2 separate regions of the Homo sapiens genome follow, and region 2 is linked to region 1. A link is a contact called in ENCODE Hi-C or POLR2A ChIA-PET data. All regions are on one chromosome and are shown on one strand. The core of a region is the stretch at or near the end of the contact, and the rest is flanking DNA. Distances in the headings are between cores, read along the strand shown.

Evidence for each region. A loop is a pair of places that touch in the nucleus more often than their neighbours do. ChIA-PET counts read pairs that join two places held with the same protein, here RNA polymerase II (POLR2A). Pooled maps may share reads with other maps.
Region 2: a loop to region 1 is called in a map of G401, with 5 times the contacts of the local background. The contact joins two enhancer-like sites. A Hi-C loop is called at or near these places in 11 of 168 maps with a recorded cell type or tissue (CD8-positive, alpha-beta T cell, Caco-2, Caki2 and 8 more), 1 of 37 single-sample maps with no recorded cell type and 3 of 50 pooled maps. POLR2A ChIA-PET finds 5 or more read pairs at or near these places in 5 of 52 experiments (AG04449, CD4-positive, alpha-beta memory T cell, HEK293 and 2 more).

Annotation. Positions count from the first base shown.
Region 1 is chr4:102,629,597-102,632,517 of GRCh38, forward strand. It overlaps MANBA (mannosidase beta), which reads right to left. Exons shown (of 17, transcript NM_005908.4): 17 at 1,174-2,685. The coding sequence ends at 2,461. Among named protein-coding and RNA genes, the nearest start is that of NFKB1-AS1, 130 kb to the left of the region's middle. Within about 2 kb of position 1,280, at least 7 of the 41 ENCODE cell types and tissues checked have a DNase peak (open chromatin) inside an H3K27ac peak, as active enhancers do.
Region 2 is chr4:102,808,072-102,811,136 of GRCh38, forward strand. UBE2D3 (ubiquitin conjugating enzyme E2 D3) reads right to left here. Exons shown (of 8, transcript NM_181891.3): 3 at 1,721-1,784; 4 at 1,601-1,632. Among named protein-coding and RNA genes, the nearest start is that of UBE2D3, 18 kb to the right of the region's middle. Within about 2 kb of position 1,285, at least 4 of the 41 ENCODE cell types and tissues checked have a DNase peak (open chromatin) inside an H3K27ac peak, as active enhancers do.

The sequences.
Region 1 (2,921 bases), core at 30-2,529:
TCTCTTCATCCCACTCTCTCTGGAATGTGCTTTGCAAGAGCATATGACAGTAAGACCTGGTTCTGGTCTTTTTATCCTATTGTTCACACAACTAAGGATATGGTTTAGATATATGTCCCCATCCAAATGTCATGTTGAAACGTAATCTCCAATGTTGAAAGCGGGGCCTGGTGGAAGGTGTCCGGATCATAGGCACGGATCCCCTTGGTGATAAATGAGCTCTTGCTCTGAGTTCACAGGCGATCTGGTGGTTTAAAAGTGTGCGGCACCTCCCACCCACTCTCTCTCGCTTGCTCCTGCTTTCGCCATATGACATGCTTGTCGCTGCTTCGCCTTCTGCCCTGACTGTAAACTTTCTAAGGCTTCATCAGAAGCCAAGCAGATGCCCGGTGCGATGCTTCCTGTACAACCTGCAGAACTGTGAGCCAATTAAACCGCTTTTCCTTATAAATTACCCAGTCTCAGGTACAGCAATGCAAGAATGGACAAATACAACCACTAACAGAAAAACCCTATCAGAAACTCAAAGTCAAGAGTAAGTGCATCAGACTGTATTCCTGCATGGCAAGATAAATCTATGAAAACAGTAAAAATGACTAACTGTGCTGCCACACAAGAACTGCGGAAGAATGTTTTGGCTACTATTATTCCTTAATAGGAATAATATGTATACGGCACATTTCTTTTCTTTTAGAAGTTGTTGTCAGCATATATTTATGTCCTTTAATTTATTCTTCCCTTACAAATTATTCTTTTCTGGTATTATTTTCAGAAAGAATTTGCTGAAGAACTTACTTACCATTTGCCTCTCTTCACTTCATTTTTACTATTGCTTTCTGTACTAACTGGATGATAATGAATGTGATGTTAAAAGTACAATCACCATTTACTTAGCATTTTAATTTGTTCCAGACCCTATTTGTTAAGTCCTCACACCTACCTTTGAAGGTGAGGGATCATTAGCTCCATTTTACAGAGGTGGAAACCACAGTTCAAAAGGTTGAATTGTTGCCCAAGGACACACAGTCAGAAGCTTCAGTACCTGGATTTGAATCTAGAGACTGCGGCTGGAAGCCTCACCCTCTCCAGGACACCGAGCTCAGGCCCAGGATGATGCTTCCATTACAGAGCGTCACTATGTGCCAATCTGGGGCCCAGCCCTTGAGCTAAATTATTTTATTTATTCTTCAAAACAAACTTACAAGGTGGGTGTTACCACTCCCATTTAGCCACAAGAAAACTGAGCACAGGAAGTTAAGTAACTTGATTAAGGTTACAGAACTAGTAAGGGCAAACTACAAAGTAAACTCTGGCTCATCAGCTTGAAAGCCCCTTCTCAGGGCCCCTGGCAGAACATGCACAGGTGTCAAGAAGAGCAGTCCTCCCTGCCTCGCAGCAATGCTTTGCTAAAACAGGATTTACAATAGTCATAAGAACATGACATAATATTTACCAAGTAAGACTCTACGGAGTCCCAGCCCTAAGTCCCCTTATCCCCTTGATAAGGCTTTGTGTGTGTGTGTGTGTGTGTGTGTGTGTGTGTGTGTGTGTGTGTGTACATATAAAATGAGGATACTCTTAGATACTGAAGAAGACTGGATTGTCTGTAGTTACTTTTAGAGTCACTGAACATAATGCTTCTCATTTTTAAAACCAAAACCACTAATAATATCTTAATTTTAAAGCCAAACACTCTTTGCTGGTCCATTCTATAACCAATTACATGACTGTTTCCAGAGAAAACCTTTCACATGTCTTAGTTTAGATTCTTCAAACTCTCCCAGTTTACCAAGCAGAATAATAACGAGAACTAAATGGAAATTAGGGTCCAGCACAGTATTGGGCAAAATTGAATATTTATAGAACGGTTAAATAAGCCACAGATGAAATATCAAGTTGTCAATGTAATTTATATAACTTTTATTTTTATATAATTTCACATGTACAGAAAAATACCCATATACCTTTACCCAAATAGCTACCACCAAGAAATCTCTGTTGTAACATTTCAATCGCCATTCCCTCTGAAATAATAACAAAGCACTTTATTTGAGTATTCCGTATTCCCCAAAGCTAGCTGTGAAAGACCTACATCACCTCAAAACCTTCCATTTGGTTCCATAGATCCTGCCATGTCACATTCTTGTAACCAGCTGCAGGGCCATCTTGTTATAACTGGTTCATGTCCTGCTAAAGCTGAGAGGTGAAGGGCTAAAAACACAGTCCTGGCACAGATTCCAGGACACCCCGGCACAGGCTTGTTTGAGGACATTGCCTGGGTAAACAGCCTCCCCTGAAAGTGTTCAGTGTACAACTCTTCACAGAGCAATCGCTCAAATGCGTGGCAGCACGCAGACATGTCTCTCGGCTTCTCTCCTTGTCTCTGTTGCCTTCCTCTCCAGTCGGTGCTTTAGAAATGCTTTATTCCCATTGTCCACTGAAAATACAACCTAGATTCCTTCAGTAAATATCTGTTAAGGAGGTCACATGAAAAGATTGCTCCAACTCATTCTTGCTGGTGGGCTCCCAAGGGTAAAATAATATAGTTCGTGTCTTCTCAGTCATGAGGAAACCATTGTCACTAAATCTCCCTGGGATGCTTCCTACATCCAACCAAACAAAGGGAGCGACAGCTGAGGTCTCCAGGTCAAAAACAAATATGTCACCTTGCTGAGAGATGATGGCCTGAAAAAGAAAAAAAAAAATGAATGAAGTGAAGGATGAGGGAAGAGTTATATAGTCTGTATACAGTTCCTGTAAACATTTATGTGGGCTTAACAAGGAGTCCACTTCCCACAACTTTGGTTCTACAACTGCTAAAGTGCAGTTTCAAACACAAAACAATACATGGAAAATGACTACAGGCTATGGAACGTTACCAAATTATAATCACAAATCAAGGAAATACATCGTCTCCAATC
Region 2 (3,065 bases), core at 35-2,534, 180 kb after region 1:
ACTGGTAATCCAAAATGGGAAAATTCTAGAGGTTGCAAAAGCAACTGCTTTACAAAACACTAGGCAGATAATATGGAATTGACCTAGTAGGCACTGTGGTAAACACATATCCCATCTAAAAAAGGGAGGCAGCTGTCATTCCATCCCAAGCCATTACTGCTTATGGAATGTGGGCCTACTCAGAAGGCTTTTATTTGAAGACTGCCAACTTTCAAAAATATCGTGTGGGCCAAACTGGGTAACTCAACATTTAACTGCGTGTATTAAAATTAAACAATATTGCTACCAAATTAGATAAAAGTAAGTACTTTTAATAACTACAAAGCCAGGATTGTGCATTTCGTTATTACAGGACTATTTTTACTGTTTTAAATGTTACTTTGTTTTAAAATGATCCAGGACGTTTCAAAGTATTAAACTTAATATTTGCACCCCTGCCATGTCTTACTTTGATTTAGTTTTTCTACCTTTAGGGCACTAACATTTTAATTACTCTAAATTAATCCTCCCTGCTTCAATTTCCCATTAATTTATCCTACTCAGCACTTCATTCACCAATCACTTATTTTCCATCTTGTCACACTTCAGCACTTGTTTTAGGTATCTGTCTCCTCTAATACAGTGTAAGTTCCCTATAAGATCGACAGGGATGTTTATTATGTTCAATTTGTATCCTTATTACCTGGCACACAGTATGTACTCACATTTGAGACAGAAAAATGACTAAAGTTAGAATCAGAATTACTAAATAAATACTTGTTGATTCGACTCATCTACTAACTCTAAGAGCATTTTTTCCTTTAGAATTCTAAATATTACTTACTGACCATTATCTCACCTAGTACATTATTGCTCTTTATGTTGCTTATAAAACCACCAAAAAGGGAAGACAGTTTTCAGGAAGATACACATGTAACTTAGAAAACAAATCCTTAAGCGCCTTAGCAAGTTAAAAAAAAAAAAAAAGTTAAATATTTGTGTAAGATACAGTCTTACCCCAGGATGTTTTAGTGCGCTCTAATTCTCTGAAATTCTTAGATGGTATCCATAATTCTGAATATTCAATTATCCAGCATATAGTTGCTTATCTACCCAGGATAGAAAGGAATTTTGCTATATTCAAAATATCACTTTCTGCCTAAATATATTCAAATTTTGCATAAACTGAAGTTCTATAAAGAATCAAATATCAAAATACAATTAAGCTAGATTATTGGCAGCTGCAGTAACAGAATAAGATCTCTGAGTAACACAACGCATGGCATATCAGAGCCAGTAACTTTGTCTCTATAAATAACAGGAAGTTCCATGACAATGCTTTACACAGTGCTATGTAGAAAAACTGAACTGAGATACAGAGATGTTTGGTAGGTCATAGAGATGGCTATACTCTAGAACGTGAACACAGGGATAGACACAAAGTACACGTAACAAATGACTAACTCATTATGTTTTTTCTTTCAAATGCAGTACAACTATGGAATATCCAAAATAGAATTAACTATATGATAAAATAAACCTACAGACCAAGTTAAAAATTACAACCAAATCAATGCTGGATTTTCACTTAAAACTAAATTTAAAAATTCTTAATACTTACAGGTCCCATAATTGTGGCTTGCCAATGAAACACTAGAAAAAGAAAAAAAACTCTGGTTATCTAAAAATGCACAAGCTTAAAAAAAAATTAGGCATAAAAATCAACTTGCAAGTTACTTACTATCATCCCCAACTGGACCTGCAGAACATTGTGCTGGAGGGTCACGGGCCAAATCACTAAGTTCCTACACCAAGACAGAAAATGGGTGAGTCACATAAGCTTAATTTAAGAAAACAAGCAAATGAGTCCACTGCTTTCAGTTACTTTCACCCTATTTTTAAAGGCACACTCCATCACAATTCACATAAATAATATATTCCATTAGGAGAGAGAACATGCCTGAACATATGCTGAGACAATCATCTTAGCTAGAGTTCGTAAAAATATATATGCAAACACATTGATACAAAATTTTTTATTTACATAAAAGCCAATCTCTTACAAACCGAAATAGCTATAATTAGATATTCTCATAGTTTAAGAGCTTAGACCAGAGAGAGCTCAACATTCACGTTATTTGTTGAACTTCCAAGACCACTTTCAGAGGCCCTCAACTGTCTTAAATTCTTTGTTCTTCCTGAACCATCCTTCCTCCCCAATCCACTAACTCTATTTTCTACCTGAAAACAAACCAAAAAAACTCTCATGGGGCTAAGTACCTTTTTTGTTTTCTAATCTCCTTATTCTCTCAACTCAACCTTTTTTTTTTTTTTTAAACTCAGCATCCATTTTTAACTATTGAAATTTTTTTTTTTTTTGAGACGGAGTCTCCAGGCTGCAGTGCAGTGGCGCAATCTGGGGTCACTGCAAGCTCCACCTCCCAGGTTCACGCCATTCTCCTGCCTCAGGTGCCCGCCACCATGCCAGGCTAATTTTTTGTATTTTTTAGTAGAGACGGGATTTCACTGTGTTAACCAGGATGGGTCTCGATCTCCTGACCTCGTGATTGAAATTCTGACCCTGAAGAGCGTACTTCTGTAAGTAGAAAGACGTTTGCTCTTAACATATAGTCTGCACAATTCAATATGAACGTTTTATTTCCAACAAGTATGTAGTTCACTGTTCCATGACTTGTGCATAACAATATGAATTATCTACTATGAAAATATAGTTTATTAGAATATTTTTAAGATGGTACAGCTCCATCTTACCAATGATATAACCAATGTCTAATAATCACAAGTTAAAAAAAAAAGACAATAAATAGAACCAATGTTAATACATTACTGCCTTCAACATTTTCAAACTAACAGTTTCTCTTAAGTTTAGTCTATGGCATAAGTCAGTACACCCATTAAGTCTAGGGACTACTATATCTTCTATATCCCCTTTCTCATATAAACACGGAAATAACACAGAAGGGTAAGGTTTGGGATTCCATTTGAACAGCAGAAGACCACTAGGTACGTGGCTCATGCCTGTAATCCTAACACCCTGGGAGGCAAAGACAGGGATCGCTTGAGCC